Linked DNA regions of Homo sapiens: region 1 is linked to region 2. Evidence: read pairs that join two places in POLR2A ChIA-PET (ENCODE). Cell type or tissue: PC-9. All regions are shown on one strand. Links, peaks and the distances in the headings refer to the core of each region. The heading gives the core; the rest is flanking DNA. Region 1 overlaps RPL6 (ribosomal protein L6). Region 2 overlaps HECTD4 (HECT domain E3 ubiquitin protein ligase 4).

Evidence for each region. Peaks named below come from ENCODE experiments on the same cell type or tissue, not always from the same donor. Only the 100,000 strongest peaks of a DNase experiment are listed, where the experiment ranks them.
Region 1: POLR2A ChIA-PET joins it to region 2 with 7 read pairs; 4 of 35 experiments call an interaction of 5 or more read pairs at or near these places.

Annotation. Positions count from the first base shown.
Region 1 is chr12:112,402,065-112,407,453 of GRCh38, reverse strand. It overlaps RPL6 (ribosomal protein L6), which reads left to right. Exons shown (of 7, transcript NM_000970.6): 4 at 564-707; 5 at 1,112-1,160; 6 at 1,417-1,601; 7 at 2,078-2,265. The coding sequence ends at 2,230. Among named protein-coding and RNA genes, the nearest start is that of RPL6, 4.8 kb to the left of the region's middle. In PC-9, for the core only: no CTCF peak of the experiment used is centred there; no DNase peak of the experiment used is centred there; H3K4me3 peaks cover 273 bases; H3K27ac peaks cover 815 bases.
Region 2 is chr12:112,276,428-112,281,816 of GRCh38, reverse strand. It overlaps HECTD4 (HECT domain E3 ubiquitin protein ligase 4), which reads left to right. Exons shown (of 76, transcript NM_001388303.1): 9 at 2,431-2,589. Among named protein-coding and RNA genes, the nearest start is that of HECTD4, 100 kb to the left of the region's middle. In PC-9, for the core only: no CTCF peak of the experiment used is centred there; no DNase peak of the experiment used is centred there.

The sequences.
Region 1 (5,389 bases), core at 155-5,154, 130 kb before region 2:
ACTAATGATATGGTATAGTTGGAAATAGGTTATTGTGAGTTATTTGTAGTCATGTCTTTAATGGCCCTTGCATGGTGTCTAACTTCTGCAATAAATGATCTGCCAGTCCTAGTGTCTGGCTTTATGCAATTTGTTTTCCTTTGTGGATGAAGTGGGAGTAAGACTTGTTGCTGTGAGGATCAGATGAAGTGGCTAGGATATGGACACACTTTACTTGAATTGGAAAACAAGCCATGTATCCCTAATCTGCAAAATGTGGCATGTCACACGTGTAATCTCTGAGGTTTAGTTTTTGCTCAAGATTGCAAAGGTGACTTGCTTGATGCTTTCTTTGCTTGAGCACACATCTCATTCATTAAATGGTGTCTCCTTTTTTGCACACAGGATGCAGAAGCATAATTGACCTTTTCCAAGTCTACTTAGCAGAAATGAAAATGGAATCATATAAATACAGTATTATACTTTAAAATAAAAAGGCTGTAGCAAAAGTTTGGCTGACATAGCTTGCTTCTAGTAATCTGAATGGCTTATTTAAATAAGTTGGATCTATGGACTCTCCACAGCCTAGATATTATCCTACTGAAGATGTGCCTCGAAAGCTGTTGAGCCACGGCAAAAAACCCTTCAGTCAGCACGTGAGAAAACTGCGAGCCAGCATTACCCCCGGGACCATTCTGATCATCCTCACTGGACGCCACAGGGGCAAGGTGAGAGTACCTGTGCTTGGGGCGCTTCACTGCAGCTGCCTGGGGTGCCTGGTGGCAATGCGTTTGCACGCTAGGTGTACTTTTCCTTTATTTACCTATGTTTGGGGCAAGGGGAAATGATCTGCAAGATACAACTTAGTTGTTGCAAATAAGAAGTGTAATCCATGGTGATTTATTAGCCATTTCCTGCTGTTGATTATGTTACACATGTTCATTTACTCAAAAACGTGTTTATGTCTGGAGTACTACCTTAGTAGCTTGCTGTGGTTGCTTCCAGAACTGCCGAGCTGTATACATATACATGTAGAAATTTCCTTTACCCAAATTTAGATGCCTGTGATTTTATGAATTCAGAAGTCAGTTTTTAATTGCAGAAAACTAATTATTTTCTTTTTAACTTACAGAGGGTGGTTTTCCTGAAGCAGCTGGCTAGTGGCTTATTACTTGTGACTGGTAAGAAAATCCTTGGATTGTGATGTTCTGTGAAACTTCCATTTTTAAATGCTTGCAGTATACACGTTTGTTTGCTACTGCCTACATGGTAGACACTTATTGCCACAAGTGTCTGAGGCCCATTTCATTGCCTTGTGTGCAAGTGGGTTAGACAAGTGGTCTTCTTTGTGTAGCAACATAACAAGTAATGGTCACCTAAATTGCAGGATGATGATTCTTCCCCCTTTTCCTTGCTAAATTAATTTTTCCCCCTTAGGACCTCTGGTCCTCAATCGAGTTCCTCTACGAAGAACACACCAGAAATTTGTCATTGCCACTTCAACCAAAATCGATATCAGCAATGTAAAAATCCCAAAACATCTTACTGATGCTTACTTCAAGAAGAAGAAGCTGCGGAAGCCCAGACACCAGGAAGGTGAGATCTTCGACACAGAAAAAGAGGTAAGTTTCTACTTGTCATCTCCTGTGTTAGCACTGGCCCTTCTACCTGGGAGTGAAAAGAAACAGGTTGCACAAAAAGAAGAAAAATGAAAGGTTAAATAATGAGGAATGCTGGGAGATACTTAGTATTCCAGATTCTTCTAAATTGAGTAGTTCTTTTGGCAGTCTGGGAGCTCAACTTAGAATCCTAAAGTTTGGTGGAATTGTGTGGGAATTAACTGCTACCATCGTATTGGGAATGTGCCCTTACTTATCCTTGATGTGTCCTAAAGTATACAAAAGCTTAAGAGCTACTTTTATTACATTAAAAAATGGGTTGTGTTTCACAGCATTCCAAGGAAAGGATTGTCAAAATTGTCTTTAATGTTTTCTAAATATTCTTGGGGATTAGTACTTGTGAGACAGGACTCCTTAGTTGACCTACAAGTAATTTGGTATGTGCCTGTTTTAAAATGTTTGATTTTCTCTTTATTTAGAAATATGAGATTACGGAGCAGCGCAAGATTGATCAGAAAGCTGTGGACTCACAAATTTTACCAAAAATCAAAGCTATTCCTCAGCTCCAGGGCTACCTGCGATCTGTGTTTGCTCTGACGAATGGAATTTATCCTCACAAATTGGTGTTCTAAATGTCTTAAGAACCTAATTAAATAGCTGACTACATTTTGTGTCTCTTTTTTTAATTTTTGGTTTTTAAAAAAAATTCTTACCTACCTGAAGGTGTAGTTTGACCATGCCAGCTCACCTGGGGGTTTTCCTTAGTAGAGAATGGGATTGGAAGGGAGTGGTGTCTACAAGAGAGCTAGTTTGTTGGCTTTGCATTGCTGTTCTTGGCTTCAGATTGGTTCTTGGTGCCTGGCTAATAACTTTTTCACCCACCCTCTACCATTGTGAAGTGGTGGCATTTTCTCACTCGTCCCTGAAGAAGTCAGTGCTAAACTGTACATGGATGAGAGAAGAGAATAACTGCTGACTACTCAGACAACAAACTCCCATTTCTCCCCGCTGTGCTCAATTCTCAACTCCTCCCCAATAATTATGAGGCCGTGCTCTTGTTTCCCAGGCCAGTGCAGTGGCTGTTCATGGGCACGTTTATCACATATGGCCCCAGTTCCTATTGCCTGGGCTGGTTCAACTCCTGGGCTCTAGCTATCCTCCTGCCTAGACCTCAAGGTATTGGGATTATAGGCATAAGCCACCACACCCTGCCAGATTTGTGCATTTTAATTTTGGCAGATTCTTCCAAACACTCCCAAGTGTTAGACCACTTTATTTGTTCTGGAAATGTACAGAGTACCCATCTTCTTATAGGTAGGTTATCAAACTTGGATTTTTGCCAATGGAAAATGAAAAATGGGCTGTGTGTGCTGGCTTCCACCTGAAACCCCCACATTTTGGGAGGTGGGGCCAGGAGGCTCACTTGAGCCTAGGAGGTCCAGGCTGTGGTGACCTGTGATTTCACCACTGCACACCATCCTGGATGACAGACCCTGTGTCCAAAAAAGGTGAAAAAAGGCTGGGTGCCATGGCTCAACCTGTAATCCCAGCCCTTTGGGAGGCCGAAGTGGGCTGATCAGCTGAGGTCAGGATTTTGAAACCAGCCTGGCGAACATGGTGAAACCCCATCTCCACTAAAAATACAAAAAAAAATTAGCTGGACATGGTGGCAGGTATCTATAATCCCAGCTACTCGGGAGGCTGAGGCAGGAGAATTTGGACGGGAGGCAGAGGTTGCAGTAAGTGACATCACACCACTGCACTCCAGCCTGGGCGACAGAGCAAGACTGTCTCAAAAAAAAAAAGTTGCTAGAATATTTTAAAATGACATGTCATGTTTATATAAGTAACATTTTTATTAAAAAAAAAAACTTGAGCCAGGCACAGTGGCTCACACCTGTAATGTGTGCACTCCAGCCTGGGCAACAAGAGCAAAACTCTGTCTCAAAAAATAAATAAGCCCAGCCTGCGTGTACCTGTGGTTCCAGCTACTTGAGAGGCTGAGATGGGAGGATGGCTTGAGCCTGGGAGTTCGAGTCTTCAGTGAGCTGTGATTGCACCACTGCACTCCAGCCTGGGCAACAGAGCAAGACCCTGTCTCTAAAAAAATAATTTTTCCAAAACAAAAAATTATGAGGACAATGGTTTTACATTTCTGCAAATGTATTTCATGTCTGGCTTCGTAGGAGACAGATTCTTATATCTGCTTTATTCAATCTATTGCAGTATCACATTATGTATTACACCTCAGGAGAACTCCATTCTACACTCGAGTTAAAAGGACAATGTCTTAACAGTAGTATGACAAATTGTTTTAACTTCACAGGTCCCTTTTTAAGGATCTCAGGAACATCTAAAGATCCCTAGATCCGGCCGGGCGCGGTGGCTCACGCCTGTAATCCCAGCACTTTGGGAGGACGAGGCGGGCGGATCACGAGGTCAGGAGATCGAGACCATCCCGGCTAAAACGGTGAAACCCCGTCTCTACTAAAGATACAAAAAATTAGCCGGGCGTAGTGGCGGGCGCCTGTAGTCCCAGCTACTTGGGAGGCTGAGGCAGGAGAATGGCGTGAACCCGGGAGGCGGAGCTTGCAGTGAGCCGAGATCCCACCACTGCACTCCAGCCTGGGCGACAGAGCGAGACTCCGTCTCAAAAAAAAAAAAAAAAAAAAAAAAAAAGATCCCTAGATCCTACTTTGAGAATCATTGCACTAGCCTCTGCATTGTTTCAAAGATTTGGGATCAAACAGATTCTGCCCCTTTTGACCAATAGAATGTGGCATAAGTGATGTGGAGTCTTGCTCTGTCGCCCAGGCTGGAGTGCAGTGGTGCCATCTCGGCTCACTGCAACCTCTGCCTCCCAAGTTCAAGTGATTCTTCTGCCTCAGCCTCCTGCATAGCTGGGATTACAGGCGCCTGCCACTCTGCCCAACTAATTTTTTTTTTTTTGTATTTTTGTATTTTTAGTAGAGAGAGGGTTTCACCATGTTGGCCAGGCTGGTCTGGAACTCCTGACCTCAAGTGATCCTCCTGCCTCAGCCTCCCAAAGTGCTGGGATTACAGACGTGAGCCACCATGCCTGGCATGTGTCTTTATTTTCTTTTACTTACCCACATGAGCTAACTTTCTAAAAGCACATATACTGCTTTTATAACAAAAGATTATTGTTATCTTAAAAAGCAAATTGCAGAAAATTATGTAAAATATCACTTTTAAAAAAGTATACGTGGGAGTGTATATTCATGGCAACTTGAATCTATGCTCCCAGGGAGAATAAAGAAAAGAAAAAAATATATAAGCTTAGTTTTACAACTATATAAATGTGTGCATAAATACAAAAGTTAAAAAGGAATACGATTTACACATGAACTGAAAACATGTCTACACAAAACCTGTACATAATTGTGTATAGCAGCATTATTCATAATTACCAAAACTTGGGAGCAATAAAGATGTCCTTCAACGAGTGAATGGATAACCTTGTGGTACATCCATACAATGGGACATCATTTAGTGATAAAAAGAAATGAGCTATCAAGCAACAACATACGTGGAGGAACTTTAAATACATATTGCTAAGGGAAAGAAGCCCATGTGGAAAGGGCTTCTTTCATATACTGTATCATATTATATACTCTATGATTCCAGGTATTTGACATTGTGGAAAAGGCAAAACTAAGGAGACAGCAAAGAGATCAAAGGTTGCACGTGGGTGGTGGGTGGAGAGGGAGAGATGGACGGGTGGACCACAGGATTTCTAGGACCAGGAATCTATTCTGTATGGTGCTAGA
Region 2 (5,389 bases), core at 156-5,155:
TGCATTTAATGAATTCAGTGTAATCTTATGCTTTATTTTTATAGTTGGAAATGCTAGGAAGAGAAAATATTTATAGTTAATTTATTATGAGACTACCAAATTAAATACTTATTAGTCCATATTAGAATTTAAGGACAGTATTTTATTTTCACAGGCTTCTTTTGTATCAAAGGTAAGTGGCAAAATTGTTAATAGTTTTTATGATTTGGGTAAGTGGATAATTCCAACTGTAGAAGATACTTTCTAGAGGACAGTTTTTTTTGTTTTTGTTTTTGTTGTTACCTAAATAAACATTTTCATGACAAGCTGAAGGCCTGATCTGGGTTTGTCCCTTGGGAGAAAATGAAATCTTACCCTAAACAATGGAAATACTAAAAGAATGCTTGTTGAAAATATGTATAATATCAAAGAAAGACCTCAGAAGGCAAGGACATATTTAGAATTTGGTAGAAATGTGCACGCTTTGGCAGCACATATACTAGAATTTGGTAGAAACGGGTATCTGTATTCTAAACATGTGGTCTCATTGTACTTTTTTTTTTTAAAAAAAACATGAGGTCTTGTTATGTTGTCCAGGCTGGTCTCAAACTCCTGGGCTTAAGCAATCATCGTACTTTTATGTGGATTCTTTAACGTGATGTTGCTACATTAAATTAAAAATTCACCAGTTATAAACTAAGAAACTTTTCAAAAGTAAGCGAACATTCAAGGTGTCTGTAAGGTTTTGGCCAGGGGCAGTGGCTTATGCCTATAATCCCAGCATTTTGGGAGGCTGAGGTGGGTGGATCACCTGAGGTCAGGAGTTCAAGACCAGCCTGGCCAACATGGTGAAACCCCATCTCTACTGAAAATACAAAAATTAGCCGGGTGTGATGGTGGGCTCCTGTAGTCTCAGCTACTCGGGAGGGGCTGAGGCAGGAGAATTGCTGGAACACAGGAAGTGGAAGTTGCAGTGAGCCGAGATGGCTCCATTGTACTGCAGCCCAGGCAGACAACAGTGAGACTCAGTCTCAAAAAAAAAAAAAAAAAAAAGTTTTTATTCCATTAAAAACTAATACCTATTGCCATCTTAATAAGCATATGTCTATTGAAAACATCTTGGTGAAAATGGTATACTCACAAAGTTGCTAATTTTCCAATTATTGCTGTCTTTAGGTTTCTTACCAGTGGAAATTTATCTTCTTGAATTTATGTCCTTAATGAAGAATATACTTGGTGGGGGCTTGCAGCTTAAAAAAAAAAAAGCTTTTTAGAAGCACAAGCATTCAAAACAAATATCAGATAGATTAGGTTTCACTTTACTCACTCTTCTAATCTAAACCATCTAAAAATGATTTTCATCTATCCAGGCTATAGATAATAAGTTATATTTTATAGCCTGACAGCTTTCTAAGTAAAGCACTCCAGTTGATTCTCTGTTGACATAATCAATCCTCGCTAGGCTTGTATATAGAAAATCCGTAAATTCACTCCACTTTCTAGATATGCCAGTAAGGGAGATTAAAGTACATTTTACACCTCTTGATTAGAAACAATAATTATTTTCCTAATGACAGTTTATGTCATTGACCCTTAAAAAAAAGAAAAATGTATATAAGGGGTTATAATAAATTACACAGCTATAAAATTGTTTTGTGATAGATATTGTGAAAGCTTTCATTAGGTTGAAATTTTGGCCGATTTCATGTTGAAAGCTGTTTATTATGAGTTTAATATCACAAGCCTGTCAAGAATTTGTTCTATATAAAATGGGAAAAAAAAACCAAGATCTTGATTGGAATATAGGTTGTTCATCCCAAATCTAAAAATCTAAAATGCTCCCAAATCTGAAACTTTTTGAGTGCCTACATGATGCTCAAAGGAAATGTTCTCACTAATCTCAGATGTAATGAGTAAAAATAAATGAAAACAAAGGAAATGTTCACTGGAATATTTTGGATTTTGGATTTTTCAATTAGGAATGCTCAACTCTTAAGTATAATCCAAATATTTCAAATTCTGAAAAAATCTGAAATCCAAAACACTTCTGGTCCCAGGCATTTCAGATAAATGTACTCAACCTATATCAGTTTTCTAGGGGAAACACAAACAAATACTAGGATTCTTCTCTTATTTTGAGATTTAGTCCATGTGAGGATTTATTTTTTTGGAATAATTTGTAGAGGCATGATGGCATATTGAGGATTGGGAGCACTGTCAAGAAATGTTCAGACCATATAAATAGGAGGCTCAGGGTCAGGCTGTGGAGCCAGAAGATAATTATTTTTTTCCTTAGCTATTACTTCTTATTCTGTTTTCCTAATCTGGAAATCTGTTTTCCAAATCTTTGTTTGAGTTTGGGTCTCCCTCATTATATCCTAATCTGTGTTGGTAATCAAATTAACTTTTGTGTCAAATATTTTGATTTAGCATTTTCATTCCTTTCTCCAGCAAATACTAGCTGTGGGCTGCCTCTAAAAATGCTGCGGAAGACACCCATATATACCTGTGGCACCTACTTGGTGATGCTGGTGCCTCCTCCAGGGGGATCAGGCAGCTCTGCCACCCGATCTCTTTTTGGTGGAACAAGTGGTTTGTCATCTTTAAAAAGTAAGTGAATTTTACTTGTGGCACTTTCCTCGATTTATCTCAAACTCTGAAATTTAAAGCTTTCCTATTAATTATTTAAAACTTACTTTGTTAAATAGTTGTTTGCAATAGCTCTCTGATAACAAAAAATACCAATTATCAAATAGGCTAGGAAGATTTAACAATATAATTTTTTGTGGATGGCATATTAGTATAGTTTTGAAAACTATTGTCCTATAAAATTAATAGAAATAATCAGTTCAACAAAGTTTTAGGAAATAAAATAATATTTTGTCACATTATTTACTGATGATACAGCAAGAGCTCTACTCACTATGATAGAATTTCTTTTTTTTTAGACGGAGTCTTGCTCTGTCACCCAGGCTGGAGTGCAGTGGCATGATCTCAGCCTACTGCAACTTCTGCCTCCCGGGTTGAAGTGATTCTCCTGCCTCAGCCTCCCTAGTAGCTGAGATTACAGGCACATGCCACCATGCCCGGCTAATTTTTTTATTTTTAGTAGAGATGGCGTTTCGCCATGTTGGCCAGTCTGTTCTGGAATTCCTGGCCTCAGGTGATCCACCCACCTTGGCCTCCCAAAGTGCTGGGATTACAGGCATGAGCCACCACGCCCTGCCAATAGAATTTCAAAGCTATTAAAATACATATGTAAAACACCTCCATTTTAGGACACATATACAAAATACTAAGCATAAGACATAGAAAAGCAAATGTGTAAAAATGTGTTAGTATTTTAAAATATCCATATATTATTATAAGGAGGCACACTGTAGTAATGAAAGCAGTGTAATTTTGGCTTCAGAGTGCACACATAGTTAAATGGGATAAAGTATAGAATTAAATGTTCCTCAGGCTGGGGGCGGTGGCTTTATTGAAATATAACTCACACACCGTAAATTTCACCCCTTTAAAATATACAATTCAGTGGTTTTTAATATGTTCACAGAGTTGTGCAGTCATTACCACTAATCTATCCGTCACCCCAAAAAGAAACCTCATACTCATCAACAGTTGCTCTCCTACTCCCTGACCCCTGGCATCTACCAATCTACTTTCTGTCTCTGTGGAGTTACCTATACTCTACTTTTCATGTAAATGGAATTATACAACATATGGCCTTTTATGACTGCTTTTTCGTTTGTTTGTTTATTTGCTTGATTTTTAATTTTTGGTTTTACTCGATAGTAGCAAAATACCACTTATTATTTTGTCTCATTCTGTGCATATTATGGTGGCTGAGCTACGAATAAAATCAGGAGCTATAAAAGTAGATGCAGACAGACATGTAAAAATCTTGTTTCTTTTAGTAACTATTATCTTGGGGAAATTAATCATTCAAAGCCTCAACTTTCCCATTAAAAAAAATGTGCAGATGATTATACCTACCACATAGGATAGTGTGAGGACACTTGACACATTATGGAGAGTTATATATAAATATAGAATCATTTTTCCCTCGATGTAAATATAGTTGAATATTGTATCAACTGGAGAGCTGTGTGATGTGAGAAGAGATGGAGAGTATTCTCTATTCATGCACAATTCCACCCTCGCTTGAAGATACTCCTTGCTGTAGTGGGCTTGGTCTCCAGGAAGAAAGTACATGGAGTGAGGTTTTCTCCTTAGTGCTTGCAAATGTGCATTTATTATTGGACACCAGTGATCCTAGATCTTTCTCAGTCTTTAGCCATGGGATCACTACGTGGTCACTGAGGCTCAGACAGGTGAAGTGATGTGGTCCAAGTCTCTTGACACCAGACCCAGCTCTTTTTTATTGGTTCCAAGTTGTTTTATCCATCAGTTGCGCATTGCTGGAGAGGCCTTAGGAAACTTACAATCATGGCGGAAGGCAAAGGAGAAGCAGGCGTCTTCACAGGGTGGCAGGATGGAGTGAGTCTGTGACTGCTTTTTAAACTTAACATAATGTTTTCGAGGTTCATCCATATTACAGCATGAATCAGTACTTCATTACTTTTTATGGTTGAATTATATTTCATAGTGTGGATAATATCCCATTTTGTTTATCCATTCATAAGTTGATGGACATTTGAGTTGTTTCTACTTTTTGGCTATTTTGAATAATGCTGTTATGAACATTAGTATGTAAGTTTTGTGTGGATGTTTTTCATACTCTTGGGCACATACGTAGGAGTGGAATCGCTGGGTCATATGGTAACTGTATGTTTACCCTTGGAGGGACTGCTAAACTGTTTCCCAAAGTGGCCATACCATTTTACGTTCTCATCTCCAAAGTATAATGGTTCTATTTTCTCTACATCCTCACCAACATTTGTTATTTTCCATTTTTCTGATTATAGCCATCTTTGTGGATATGAAGTTGTACCTCATTGTGATTTTATGCATTTCCTTAATGACTAATGATGCTTAGCATCTTTTCATGTGCTTATTGGCCATTTGTATACCTTCTTTGGAGGAATATCTATTCCTCCAAAGTCTTTTATCCATTTAAAGATTGGGTTTTTTGGCCAGGCGCAGTGGCTCACGCCTGTAATCCCAGCACTTGGGAGGCTGTGGCGGGCAGATCATGAGGTCAAGAGATCGAGACCATCGTGGCCAACGTGGTGAAACCCCATCTCTACTAAAATACAAAAATTAGCTGGGCGTGGTGGCGCGTGCCTGTAGTCCCAGCTACACAGGAGGCTGAGGCAGGAGAATTGCTTGAACCTGGGAGCTGGAGGTTGCAGTGAGCCTAGATCGCGCCACTGCACTCCAGCCTGGCGACAGAGCGAGATTCTGTCTCTAAATAAATAAATAAAACAAAAATAAAAATTGGGTTTTT